Linked DNA regions of Mus musculus: region 1 is linked to region 2. A link is a contact called in ENCODE Hi-C or POLR2A ChIA-PET data. All regions are on one chromosome and are shown on one strand. Each heading gives the region's core, a stretch centred on a gene start or an enhancer-like site at or near the end of the contact. The rest is flanking DNA. Distances are from core to core; before and after follow the strand shown. Region 1 holds the start of Prrg4 (proline rich Gla (G-carboxyglutamic acid) 4 (transmembrane)). Region 2 holds the start of 2310047K21Rik (a long non-coding RNA gene).

Evidence for each region. Hi-C counts contacts between places; a loop is a spot of excess contacts on that map. ChIA-PET counts read pairs that join two places held with the same protein, here RNA polymerase II (POLR2A).
Region 1: a loop to region 2 is called in a map of heart, with 3 times the contacts of the local background. The contact joins the promoter of Prrg4 here to the promoter of 2310047K21Rik in region 2. A Hi-C loop is called at or near these places in 1 of 37 maps with a recorded cell type or tissue (heart). POLR2A ChIA-PET finds 5 or more read pairs at or near these places in 5 of 5 experiments (Patski and embryonic stem cell).

The regions. Positions count from the first base shown.
Region 1 is chr2:104,847,888-104,854,779 of GRCm38, reverse strand. Prrg4 (proline rich Gla (G-carboxyglutamic acid) 4 (transmembrane)) reads left to right here and starts at 4,930. Exons shown (of 6, transcript NM_178695.5): 1 at 4,930-5,234; 2 at 5,580-5,704. The coding sequence starts at 5,602.
Region 2 is chr2:104,812,223-104,818,736 of GRCm38, reverse strand. 2310047K21Rik (a long non-coding RNA gene) reads right to left here and starts at 1,815. Exons shown (of 3, transcript XR_003953885.1): 1 at 235-1,815. It overlaps Qser1 (glutamine and serine rich 1), which reads left to right and starts at 2,041. Exons shown (of 12, transcript NM_001123327.2): 1 at 2,041-2,137.

The sequences.
Region 1 (6,892 bases), core at 3,681-6,180, 33 kb before region 2:
CACCCAGGAAGCCCTGGAGTGGACCTCCAACATCAAAACAGACAGGTGGGCGGGCAGGAGGGTAGGCAGGCAGGCGGGCGGGCAGGCAAAAAAGGAGAGAAAAAGATTACAATCATAGAATGTTTATGAAGGCAACTTTGAAGAGATTCAAAGGAATGAAAGGAGAAAGTAAAAGTTAAGATTAGGAGGAGAGAAAAGGAATACACAAAAACACAAAGAAGGGGATATTAAAAATAACCATTTTGAGATTGGAGACATGGTGCAAAGATTAAGAGCACTGACTGGAGCTAGAGGGGTGGCTCATTATTTAAGAGCACTCACTGCTCTTCTGGAGGTCCTGAGTTCAATTCCCAGCAACCACATAGTGGCTCACAACCATCTGTAATGGGATCTGATGGAATTTGTAAAAAAGGAATATTAGAGAAGTCGAACAGCTTTAAAAAAAAAGTATAAATTCTTAATTATGCCAGATATAGTGGTACTTGCCTACAACCCCAGCATTCATCCAGGGAAGGAAAATGACTGTGGCATTCAAGGCTAGTTGAAAATCTTATATCAGAGAGAGAGAGAGAGAGAGAGAGAGAGAGAGAGAGAGAGAGAGAGAGAGAGAGAAAAGAAGAAGAAGAAGAAGAAGAAGAAGAAGAAGAAGAAGAAGAAGAAGAAGAAGAAGAAGAAGAAGAGAAGGAGGAGGAGGAGGAGGAAGAGGAAGAGGAGGAGGAGGAGGGGAGAGAGGAAAGAAAGAAAGGAAGAAAGAAAGAAAGAAAGAAAGAAAGAGAAAAAACAACAAAAATCCCCAAATTACATAAATAAATAAATAAATAAATAAATAAATAAATAAATAAATAAATAAAAAAGTTGTAATTCAAGATTATCCAGACCGGGGAGAATCAAAACTACACTCTGCATCTCAGTATTTGAGATAGTGGAGATAGGATGTTAGGTGAAATAACGCAGGACTAAATAAGAGAGAACATGGGATCCTGTTTGTACATGTCCTGGGAACACTGCCACATGACATGTATTTCCTTTCTCTCAGCATGCTCATGCACATGTGCAAGTGCACACAAATGTGTATGCATGTGTCTTTCCATCAGCAGTAGCATTATCACGCTGTGCAGCCATCTTGCCCAGACTTGCTTCAACCCATGCTCCTCCTGCCTCAGCTTCCAGATTAGCTGAGATTATAGGCGCTTGCTCTGTTCTGTCTTCCTCAATTTACTGGTGCTGAGACTAGAACCCAGTGCCTTTCAAAAGGTAGATCAGTGCTCTACCAGTGAGCTGCACTTCTCACCCATACTATCACATCAAACGGAGTCAGTTATAGGTAGAAATGCACGATTTGTTTCATTTTCGATAGGTGACATATATGGAAAGTATGGCTTTGCAAATGATTCTGCATAAACTGAGCATGAAAAAAAAAAAAGAAAACTCGTTTGGAACGCTATGATTACTTGAGCATGTGTTTACAAAACAAGCCAGAAAAGTTGTGTGGTGAACACCTGTAATACCAGTCCTGAGAGGGTAAGTGGGAGGAACAAAGCTTATGATAAGAAATGAGGGATGGGAAAAGAACTGATGGCAGCTGTAAAAAATGTAAGGTCCATGCGCACAGTGACAAGCTCTATGACAAACTGTGACAAAAGTCCTTATCACAGGGCCCTGGGGAGAGCTCAGAACCACACCATTTCAGGTTTCTAGGTGCCTTGAAAGGACGATAGGACTTTTTTTTATCAGAACATAGCTCTCATCACGGCTCATGAAAGGAAATAGATGACATTTTTCAGGATCCTTGATTTTTATTGAAATATTTTGCTACTTATATGATGGAATTAAATCTAAACTCCATCAAAAGTTTCCCACCAGGGCTCCCGGCAAACATATAAAACCAGTCTTTAACCCCTATGCAATAACTCCGAGAAATACCTTCGCACGGATACACAATTAACATTGAGGAGTAGGAGTCATTTCTTCTCTGCTTACTGATTTTACTGGGATAAATTAAAACAGCAGCCAGTTGCTGTTGAAATGTCAAGGCTAAATGTCACCAAGATGTAAGTTCAGCTCCTCTCCTATTCCAGAACTACAGTCAGCCTTACACGGAAGAGCTTCGTGACCACCACCCAAACACTTCCGTCACAGCCCTTGAGTCCATCCCCAAGCCCACACAGGAGCCAGTTCCCATTTCATTCTTGAATTCACATAGGTAAGTGGGTGGGTGTGTATGTGCTCAAACCCAGAGATGCGTTGACACATCATCCAAGTCCATTAATCTCATTGCTCTATTTTGCCCTTTTTTTCTTATTACCTTTGAAATTAAACAATCCTTTACCCATTGCCCTTCATTGCTTAATAATTCAGAGACAGGACTGGAAAGACTCAGGAACCTGGCTCCTTATGCGTTCACTTTGCCGTGCTTCAATGTCCTTCTGCGTGAAATGAGAATTAGAGCACCTGGTCCAGCTCTACTGATGGCAGAGAAATGCTTTCTGGAAGAGAACTTAAAATACTTTAGGACAAATAAAAGTGTAAGGATGTTGTGATTATAAAAAATAATAATAAAATAAGAAATCAAATGCAGAAGAAAATAAGTAAATAACAGAACAAATCAAGAGTCTGCTACTAACTCTCTCCTTCTCTCTTCCCCTCCCTGCCCCCCCCCCCAACCCCAGAACATCTTTCAGTTCCATAGTGGTCATGTATGTGTCCTGCCAAGTGCTATACCATTTTAGGGCCCATATCAAAAGGGAATGTGTAGCTTGTAAGCCACCGCTGAGAAACAATCTTGTCTTTTCTGACTCCCCTCACCTCACCGCCAGTCTATAAATGCTCATATTTGATGTGAACACAAAGCCTCCTTTGTTTCCGCCCAAATTTCCAGCGATGTGAGTAGGCTCATTCTACCAAGGAATGCTATCAGATTCCCATCTGCTGACTTCACTGCAGGGAGCTTCTCTCACTATGTGCCTCTCCCTAAAACAGTGTGAAGCTGACAGCAAGCACAAGACTTTCTTTCCACAGCTCAAGCCAGACAGAAGCCCAGCACTATGGAAGAAGCAATTAGCGTTTGTCAGCTTCCTTTAAAGACTCCTGTGACTCCTCATAGGGCAGGAAAAAGCCCGACTCTCAGGTGTTGGACAATGAAAACTGGATTAGATTGGGGAGAGGGGCTCAAAGTTAGGTAGGGAGGGAGGTGAGGATAGGTATGGGAGGAATTGGGAAGGAGAGGTGAATATGATCAAAATACATAGTATGAAATTCTCAAAGAATTAATAAAATGCTATTTTTAAAAATAGTGTGGCTGGGTGGTATTGGTGCATGTCTTTAACCCCAGCACTTTGGAGGCAGAGGCAGGCAGATCTCTGAGTTAGAGGCCAGCCTGGTCTGCATAATGAACAGCCAGGGCTAACAGAGAAACCCTATCTTGAACACACACACACACACACACACACACACACACACACACACACTAAATAAAAGTGAGAAGCATTTCTACTTAACAATAAATAGCTGCCACCTAACAAAATGTACTGAATATAATAACCAGGAGAGGCTTTTTCTGCGTACTGGAAAGGAAGTAACGAAATCTGCCCTTGCCCTAGTAGAACTTGACAGTCTACATTGTTAGATACAGATCTCAGAAAGACTCAGTTCTCCCAAAAGCAAAATGGTGTTTATCCCTCTCTTCCCAGGGCTTCCAGCCACAGGTTGTCTAAATGAGGGAGCAGGAGAATGGGTCTCCTGAGAGATACTTCCGATTCCTGTGCTCAACCATAAGGTATTTCTAGCTTCTCCACAGTCTGATCTCCACTGCTTAAGTAAGGTGAAAGAGCAGACTCCATTTTCCAGACCGCTTAAGCCTCTAGGGCGTGGGGCATGGATAGTGTTTGGAAGGAAACAAAAACAACGTCTGCAAAACATATGGAAATTCTTACTTGAATCCATTAATCAGAATAAAATAGATAATAGCCTTTCAGGGAAGAAAACAAATTTGGTGAAAAGTGAATTAACTGGAGACTAGAAAGGAGTGGGAATGCCATTTCACTGTGCTCTGTTTCAACTGTATGAAGTTCCAGGCTACTCTGGCCAAAGAGCAAAATTTAAATAGCGTTCCCAAGAGTAACAGCGCATGCTGTTTGGACATGAAGAGTGTGGTGAGACACTGTTCTCCTATCTTCTCACACCTCGAGCTCTGGGCCTCTTGAATTATTTTTAATTATATCTCTCACACAACATTTTTAAATAGAGAAATTTTCAAAATTTAACTTCATCTCATGACAATTAAGGGTGCTTATGCTCTTGCTGTTTCAAAAAAAAAAAAAGAAAAAAGAAAAAAACTCAACGAAAAGTTCAAGATCTAAGATTATTTGTTCAAGAAGGATGAACTTTTTAGCTGTCTGGGTATATGGGTAGCTACGGCCAAAGATATCTAATAAAAGCAGAAATATTCTGAGAACAAACACAATTTGTCACATTTTGTTTAAATTTACATACCGACACTAACCTAGTAGTATGGAAGATATTAAGCATCACAAGTATTCATCCACTGGAGGCTTATTAGTTAGCAGAGTGATGATATCATCACATGTCAAACAGCTTCTGGAAATTTCCACTGTAAACCCAAGGAGGGAAAGAATGAAAGTAAAAGAGGTGAAACCTTGCATTGTTGTCGTGGAAACAATTTTGACTCGGGGACATATTTGAAAGTATTTTTGTAGACAACCCAGACCTGGTGAAATACATCTGAGAACTTTGTAATTGCTATTAATTGATTTTTGGTCATGTGACAATGCAAATCACTAACAAAGTATATTTTCTCGGATGAATGCTATGTTCTCATCCCTGGACCACCCTGCGAGAACAGCTGACCGAAGGTAACCTCGGGAGGGCGCTCTGATAGGCCGCCAAAGTGTGAGCGTCCGGGTCTCAGTCGAGAAGGGCTGGGGACCGAGAGCGGGAGGTGGAGCGCTGCCAGGTGACCTCCTCGTCCGGTAGCGGTGGGAGTGGCTCCAGCACACAAGCTGGGCCCCGTGCGGCGCACGTTCCCCGAGCGCCCCTGCGCGGATCCTGGGCGCCTCTTTTGCGTCCTGGTGTCGCCTTGGAGCCGCGAAGAGCTAGGCTCCGACTGTCGCCGAGATCCAGAGGCGTCCGCGACTCAGGGCCAGGCCACCTCTCGGGCCAAGCGGATAACTCGGTTCCCGCCCAGGGGCTGCTGGAACATGCGCCCGGGGACACAGGTGCGGCGACCAGCGGCGAGGCGGGGCGGGGAGGAGTGGGAGAGTCATCCAGAGACGATGTCTCGACAGTGGCATTCCAGCACCTAGCTGCCTGTCAGCGTGGGCGAGAGTCGCGTCTGCCTGGGCCAGTGTCCGAACTCTCCTCCGCAGCTTCCCGGGAGTACCTTTTGTTCCCAGGCGCTCCGGAGGTGCCACCTGCCCGGAGCGCCTTGGGTCCCATAGATTAAGAGCGACCCGTGGGGTGCAACAGGTCGTTGTTGACTCAGTTCCGACTAAAACCCAACAGGCTGAGACTTGGCCTGCTTCTTTTCTTTTCTTTTAATGTCGTTGTCACTTTTGTTTTAGTTTGTTTGACAGTTGCTAGACTATGTTTCCACTTCTGATCGTACTCAGCCAGCTGCCCAGACTTACCCTCGCAGTTCCTCATTGTATCAGAAGCCTAAAGGATTCCGAACATGCCCCAGAAGAAGGTAAGCAAGCATGGCTGCCGATTGGGGGAAAACACTTCTGAAACCAGTTGCGGTCTACTGTGTAGATCTCAAGCCAAAGTGTGGTAGGGGGAATTACACGCCCCCGTGAACCACAGTGCAACAGCATATCCTATGTTTTAATTTGTGGCTTTCTTGTTTAGAGTTGTGGGTTTTTAACTATAATATGTACAAACGTATCTCCCTTAGTAAACAGATGTTTAACACCTGGTTTGTGGTTGACTAAATTGAAAGCCTTTTTCGAAGTCCGAAAGTCAGTGAGTTGTCGTTTCCTAGATGAAGCTGTGTGTTAGTTATAAAGAGGAAGGCTGCTTCTTGGAAGACTGACAGGGAGGCCAGACTCTTGTCAGGACTTGTTTGTGCACCGCTGGGAGTCCCCATATAGACAAGTGCTCTACCGCTGAGCCACATCCTGTCCCCTAGTCTGGATTTGTGAGATCCAGAGCAAGGGCTGGAAGGTAGGATGACCCTTCTGGTCATTGTTCCAAACGTTGTGTAGATAAAGGCAGATGCTTGAGAGATTAAGTGTAGTTTGCTGGCCCAGGATTTTCGGTTACAGGTCACAAATTGGTTCCTGCTTCCATTTAAAAAGCCTAACCTGGCAAAATCTGAAGTGAGAAGGAAAAAAAGAAAAAGAAAAAAAAAAGCCCTAGCTCTCCGCTTCCTTCCCCCTACTTAGTCACTGGCTTTTGCCACAAGCACCAGCACCTTGGGGTTACTCAACTCACACATTCCTGTCCTTTATTATCCCTTATCCCCTTTATCAGATCCAGTTCTCAGTAGGATCTGCCATTAATACTCCTGACAGACATTTTAATGATTGATGAAGTGTGCTCCCTCACTCCGTGTGTGTGTGTGTGTGTGTGTGTGTGTGTGTGTGTGTGTGTGTGTGTGTCTGTTAGGAAAGGGCAATACTTCGGCCTAAAGGAATCACATTCTAACGGTAAAGTTCTAGGCAATTTGAAGAGGCAAATTTGAAACATGAGAGAGGTTGTTAGAATAAAAGGGGTCCTTGTGTTTCCCCGAGCCCCCCATTATCCCTAAGTCTACCTGTAGTAATGGTCCATGCTCAGGTAAGACACAGAGACTGTTCTCTGGGATGGTTGTGAGTGCATTCATTTATACACATGTCAGGCACTGGAGTTACTGTCACAAACATAAAATAATCCA
Region 2 (6,514 bases), core at 566-3,065:
TATTTAGTAATGATATTCATAAGAACCTAACAGTTGAGAAAATACTCGTATTGTTTTTGGGTTAAACAAAACTTTATTCAGGAAGATATATGGAAATAAGAATATTATTTCAAATTACTACAATTTTTCCTTAATGTCTTTTCTCTGATTTCTGTGGTATAAACAAACTGCATACTGTTGTAAAGACTATAAAGGTTTTACTGCCACTTGTTTGGATTTAATCTGTAAACTCACCCTTCAATACTGGTTGTATCTCCAACTAAATTCTATAAAACATTTACAGCATACCACTCCGTTTCCCACACGTTCCACAGAGACAAAAATTTAGTGCTCACAAAAGTACTTATAAATATATTAGCTAGTTGTGAAGACTTGCTTCATTTAGACTCCAGATCACCAGTCTGCTGGAAGTAAATGTTGTAGAGGGAGGAGGATATTTGCCGTACTTCTCAGCTGGATCTGAGATTTGGCAAATTCCTTCCTCAAGGAAAACCACTTTCCAAAGATATCCTAGGTAAATGCTTAATGAGATTAACATAAAACTGGAAAGGTCTACTGCGTCCACACCTTCGAATTCATTTGTAAATTACCACTACTTTCTTTTCTTCCCCACCGGGGGACCAGGCTGCAAGAGTCACAGGTGCAGAAGGTTTTTCACTAAAAACAGCATAGAAACAAAAGAATGAAGGCGCCAGGAGGAAAACATAGTCTCAGAACAAAATCAGTCTCGGAGGGGATGGCAGATCTAATGGCAGGTATTACAGAAGTTTAGATAGTCACCAGAGATAGAGAGTATCAGCTCTATTAGGTCTTCCGTTACGCCTGTCTGATTGGCTTAAACCTTTGTGCTAGTCTTTATCTTGAGAGATCTCTTTGCTAAGCACGTGATAGGTGTTAAGCCAATATTGATTTTTTTTAAAAGGAGAGATAGTCATTAAATCTAAGCTTCACGGTTAGTTTTAACTTTCAACTTATGGATCACAAGCCAAACGATTCATATGATCCCTGAATTTCATTACTCATAAGGAGAAACAGTTCGGGTAGGCACGACCTCAAAGTCATCAAATTACTCACACCACACAGCTTAGAAGTCCGATAAGGCAATGTTTGGGTAGAGTCTTGCAGAGATTAAACATCTTGAGCAGAGAGCCCCAACAAAGTGCATAGTGAGTTCGAATGTATTGTAATTAAAGTCATCCAGATGGTAGTTGGACTAATCAATGATGAGGCGGTATTTATCTTGGGATAGAAGATTCTGAACTCCAGAGTAAGAAAATCCCCAAGGTGGGGGGTGGGGACAGTTAATAAGTGCCCCTGGGAAAGGCCCATTCAGCTAGGGCTGCAAAATTCGTTTGAATTTGAATCAATTTGAATAGAAATCTCCCCCAGGAAGCAGGAACCAGATCCTCTAAGCCCAGCAAACTTTGGGCAGGAAGCGAGTACTGCAAAGCAACAGTCCCTTGTCTGTGGTTTGGGGCGCAGAGAAAGAAATCACAAGCGGGAATCGAGTGTTTGAGTTCCTTCAAAGAACCCGGGAGCGCAGAGTAACGAACTCCAGGCACAGTGCTGGCAAGCCCTCTCCTGTCCGCACCCATGCGGGTGCTCCGGCGCGTAGGCCTTCTCTTCACCGCTAGGGCGTCCACGGAGCAGCCCTCGTCCGGCCCGGCTCCCGAATCCGCAGCCAGCAGCGCGGGGCGCCGAGGGGGGCGGGGCGACGAGCGGGCGGAGGGCGCGGGAGGTGCATCCTGGGAAATCCAACAACATGGGGCGCCCGGGCTGCGGGCGCTGTGGCCGCCTCGCGTCCCGGCCGCAGGCGCCGCCGCTCTCCTGACGTCCGAGCCGAGGCCCGCCCGCCGCAGCCCGGTTCCCCCGCCCAGGCGCCCCCGCCCCCCGGCCGCGCCATGTGAGGGGCAGCTCCCGCCACCGCCTCTTCCTCCCCGCGCCTCCCGCCCGCCCCCGCCGCCTCAGCCCCCGCCATGGACGCGCACTACGCGCCCGCGGGCTTCGCTGAGCCTCCCGCGCCCCCCGCCAGCGCCGCCACGCAGCCCGCTGCCCCCGCCTGGGCCTACGAAGCCCGGGTCCCGGCCGCCGCCTCCAGCCCCAGCTGCAGCGGCAGCAGTCCCAGCCTCAAGGCCAGGTAGAGAGGGTGGGCGCGGGGTCTCACTGGGCCAGGAAAGGCCGCGGATGCGCCGGGGCCTGTGCCCGCCCCTCTCGGGGGCCCAGGCCGGGTGGGGAGCCTTCGAGGCGCCCTTCTTTGCTCCCGGGAGAGGCGGTGGACAACTCCTGGCGGGTGGTCCCGGCTGGGAGGGGGCGCATGGTGCAGGATTCGCTCCTGGGGCGGGTCGGGGCGTGGGGCAGAAAGGGAAGGTTGGGTGGGATGGAGGGGCGCAGTCACCTCTCGGTGCTGGACTCCCACATGGTAAAGTTTAAGCTCCGGGCTGACCTCGGTATCTGGGGAACCGGGACTGACTCCGCGGGGAGGCCTAAAGGGGCGCCGCGGAGTCCTGGGCAGTGACATTCCATTGTATTGGAATCTGGGTGGCCGACAATGTGGTGTTGGGGGCTTCGGCAGTGTGAAGGTGAGGGCGGTGGCAGGGCATGACGAGGAGCGGGGCCGTGTCGCTGACACTGGGGGTCCTGGGATGACTGGGCTGCAAGAGAACCCCCAGGGCGGGACACGAATGCAAAGCAGGGGCTGGGTGACATATGTTTATAGTGATGTAGTGTTCCACGCGTTCAAAGTTGCTTTTGGGTTTCCTCTGCTTTTAACAACGGCAGGAAGTCAAGATTCCCTCTTGGCTTTCAGTGTCTGGGGGTGACTGAGTTTTGGGAAGCGTTGAGGGCTGGTGGTCAAAGAAGGCTCTAGAGGTCGAAGACCCAAAGCATGCTTCTCCGTCTCCACTTCATTGTATAGTGCGGCTCTCCAGCATGGGCAGTAGACCCCAAAATGGGGACTCCTGTTTGCTATTTAAGCTCGCGAGAAATGTGTAGCAGTACTACACTTTGAAATGGTCACATTCGAATGATAACTGGAAGGCGTGGTCTGGCTTTGGGAGCGGGGTACTTTTTAAAAACCGCCTCCCCTAAACAATACTCGATCTAGTAGGTATAGCTTCTGACCCAAGAACAGGGAAATCCTGGCTGGTAATGACTTCATCCTCAGCTACCAACAGGAAGCCTTGTACCTATGTGATCTCACCAGGTTTCTAAACGATTTAAACGACACGAGTGAACTTTTTATTTCACTTTACACATTCTAATTACCTTTGTTTTTATGAAAGTGCCGCATTCATGATTTAGAATAGATGTGTAAAGAATTAACTAGTCTTTGTCTTAGATAGTCTCGGAGTTATTATGAAAGAAAGAAAAATAATAATGCTTCAATAAAAGAGTAATTATAAACCTCAGAAAAATCTTTTGTTTAAAAAGAGCCCGGATTTTTAAAAAGAAAGTGATTTTTCCAGTTTCGAGCTAACTGGAGACGCTGAGGTCTTACAGAAATAGCTATAGTGTCGTGTTATTGTAAATAAAACATTTTGAAGAATTTTTAGGAAGAATATTAGACCCTTCCTTGGTTATTTTTGGTGGTAGTTTATCATTTTACAGAGAACAGTTACATTATCTATATGACTTACAATTTTTTCTCTCCAGAGATCAGCAATGATGGGTAATGCGTAGCATTTCTTATATCTCAAATATTTTTTCTTTTTGGTAAATAACACTGAAATCCTGCCTAGTTATTGTCTGTTATTTGTTTGAGCAGAATACCTCTGAGGCAAAAAGCAAAAGCTGACTGGCCATATTTTCCAAATGTTATCAGTCTAACTCTGAATAACTACCTAAGCATGTTTGAAAACAAGTTTAAAAGATTTTTGTTATTGTTTTGGATGTTGCTGGTCCTTAGATCCACTCCCTAACCCCTTGCTTTAAAACATTTTGGAGGGGTGTGGTCAGCTAAATTATAGCGTAGATAATGCAGGCTTTTCCCCTCCCCCATAAAACCTGCTTTGTTAACATGTTGTGTTAGGATTAGGCCATCTGTACAGGGCTGCTCACACTTCTTAATTGTGCATTACTTTTCTTCAAGCCAGGCAAATGTCCTCTGATTTCAGTTATATCCAAAGTACTATAGCCGGACTGTGCCTTCAGAGTCCTTAAAGATTGGGCATTTCAAAAGCTTAATCATATTTTTACAACATTTAGAAAAGCTGTTTCGTAATTCATGTATCAGTTGAATGTTTTTGTTTCCCTTTTGTGGCAGTTTCTTTGGAAGGTACAAATGAACACTAGCTGTGATGATGTAATACAGATATTTATCCATAAAGAATTAGCCTGTCTGCCACCTTGTTTCCTGTAACTTACTCAGAAACGGACAGATGGTCATGGCATTCACCTGTTACTGACATGGGATCTAACGTTCTACTTTATGTCTTTGCTTGCTCCTAAAATGCATTTTCATCACTTAACAGGAGGTGCCAAGGAAATCATGAGTTTGAAACAGTATTTTCTTTGGTACAGCAGTTCCATCAGATAATAGATTTGTTTCTTTCTTTCTTTCTTTCTTTCTTTGGTTGGTTTTGGTTGGTTGTTTTCTCCCCCCCACCCCCCCTGGACAAGGCTGACCTGGAACTTACTATGTAGATCAGGCTGGCCTCAAACATACAGAACTGCCTACCTCTGACTCCCAAGTGTTGGGATTAAAGATGTACACCATATTTGATTGTTGTAACACTTGGAAAATGATAAGGAGACTTTTTGTTTGTTTCTTTAAAAAGGATTTATGGAGAGGATTTTGGACTCTGAGTGTTTCTAATGTAGCACTTGGTAGTTACTTGTGTAGTTTTGGGCTAGGAACTAACTACTCTTGTACATTTCTAATAGTTTGTGGCACTCAGTTTTGGAAACCAAATGATCATATGCTTTGCTTATTATCATGACCGTTTAGGAGGTTGTTTGAGGGGTGGTGTGTGTGTGTGTGTGTGTGTGTGTGTGTGTGTGTGTGTGTGTTTTCAATATGGATTCTATAAAAGGGAATAAATTGAAGGGATTAAGAAAAAGGCTAAGGTGCTCTTAAATTAGGGAGCTTTATAAATCATGTAAGTGAAAGATAATAAGAGCTTGTATCAGTACAGAATGGAAACAAAGAGAAATGAAGGAATCTTTAACAGTCTCGGGGCTAGACAGGCATGGAAACTTGCACCTGTAACCCCAGGATAGAAGAAGATTGCTTTGAGTTCAAAGGCAGCCTCTTTTTCCAGTGTCTCGACTCTGTAAAAGGCAATAAGGTTTGGTGACAGAATGATCAGGTTTCTGGCCTGAGCAACTAGGTGACAGGAGGTGTGGACAAAGATGAATCTGTAAGGAGAACTAGAGGTGAGATGGGTGTAAAAGCATGAGCTCATCATTAAATGACCTTTACTACTCAAGTAAAAGGTCAGAGAGAGTGGAATATGTGACTGGGTACTCAAAGGAGGTTTGAACTGAAAACAAATACGATCATCTCCTTTGAGATGGCATTTAAAAACACATCAATCCCAAGCTTTGAGTAAACATGAGGGATTAGTTAGAAGAGGAATTAAAAACTAGTCAAGAACAAGGAAAAGCTGTGGGCCAGAGATGATGAAGGAGAACCAGGAAAGTGCAGTGCAGTTGAAAGAAGAATGTTCAGTCTACAGCAAAAAGGACACTGAAATAGGATAGTGCATTGTTTCTAGGCCAAGTCAGGAAACTTTAACTGTCACATGGTGGATACCATTAGACTTTTACCATACAGCAGTGCAGTATTATGGCTAAACATAGAGGTTCCAGACTCACAGTGCCCAAGTTTAAATCTCAGCCTCATGACCTAGAAGCTTGGTGGCTGCAGATGTGTTGCTTAATATGTCTATGCCTTAGTTTTCTCATCCATAAACTTAGAAAGAATATGTACTGTAGGGCTGAAGATGTGGCTCAGCAGTTAAGAGTCACTCAAGCTTGACTCAGTTCCCATCACCCACCCACAAGGAGGCTCACACATCTGTAATTCCAGTTCCAGGAGATTGGATGCTCTCTTCTGGGAGGCACCATGCATACATATGATGTACATATATACATGCAGGTAAAACACTGATACTGATATAACTGTTTTAGAAAAACCTATTGCAAAGGATTTTCGTGAAACACTTGATGTGTGGCTTTAAAACAGAGGCTAGTAAAAATTAGCTCATGAAATAAATGATACTGTTACCATGCATTAATACTTTTTGAACTCTAATACAGAAGTTTGGTTGAAATAGCCTTTTGCTCATTTGGGATTGTCTTTACCTATAAATTGTGATTTTATAAGATCTTTTCCAAAAACTTGAAGGACACTCTAGCTTTAACACTTTAATCTCAGCAATCAGGAAGCAGAGGCAGGTGGCTCTCTTGAGTTCTAGGACAGCCAGGGTTACACAGAGAAACCTTAAGTCACTGAGAGTAGATTGCTTGCCTAGCATGCTGCAGGCCTTAAAACCAGCATCACATAAAAACCAGG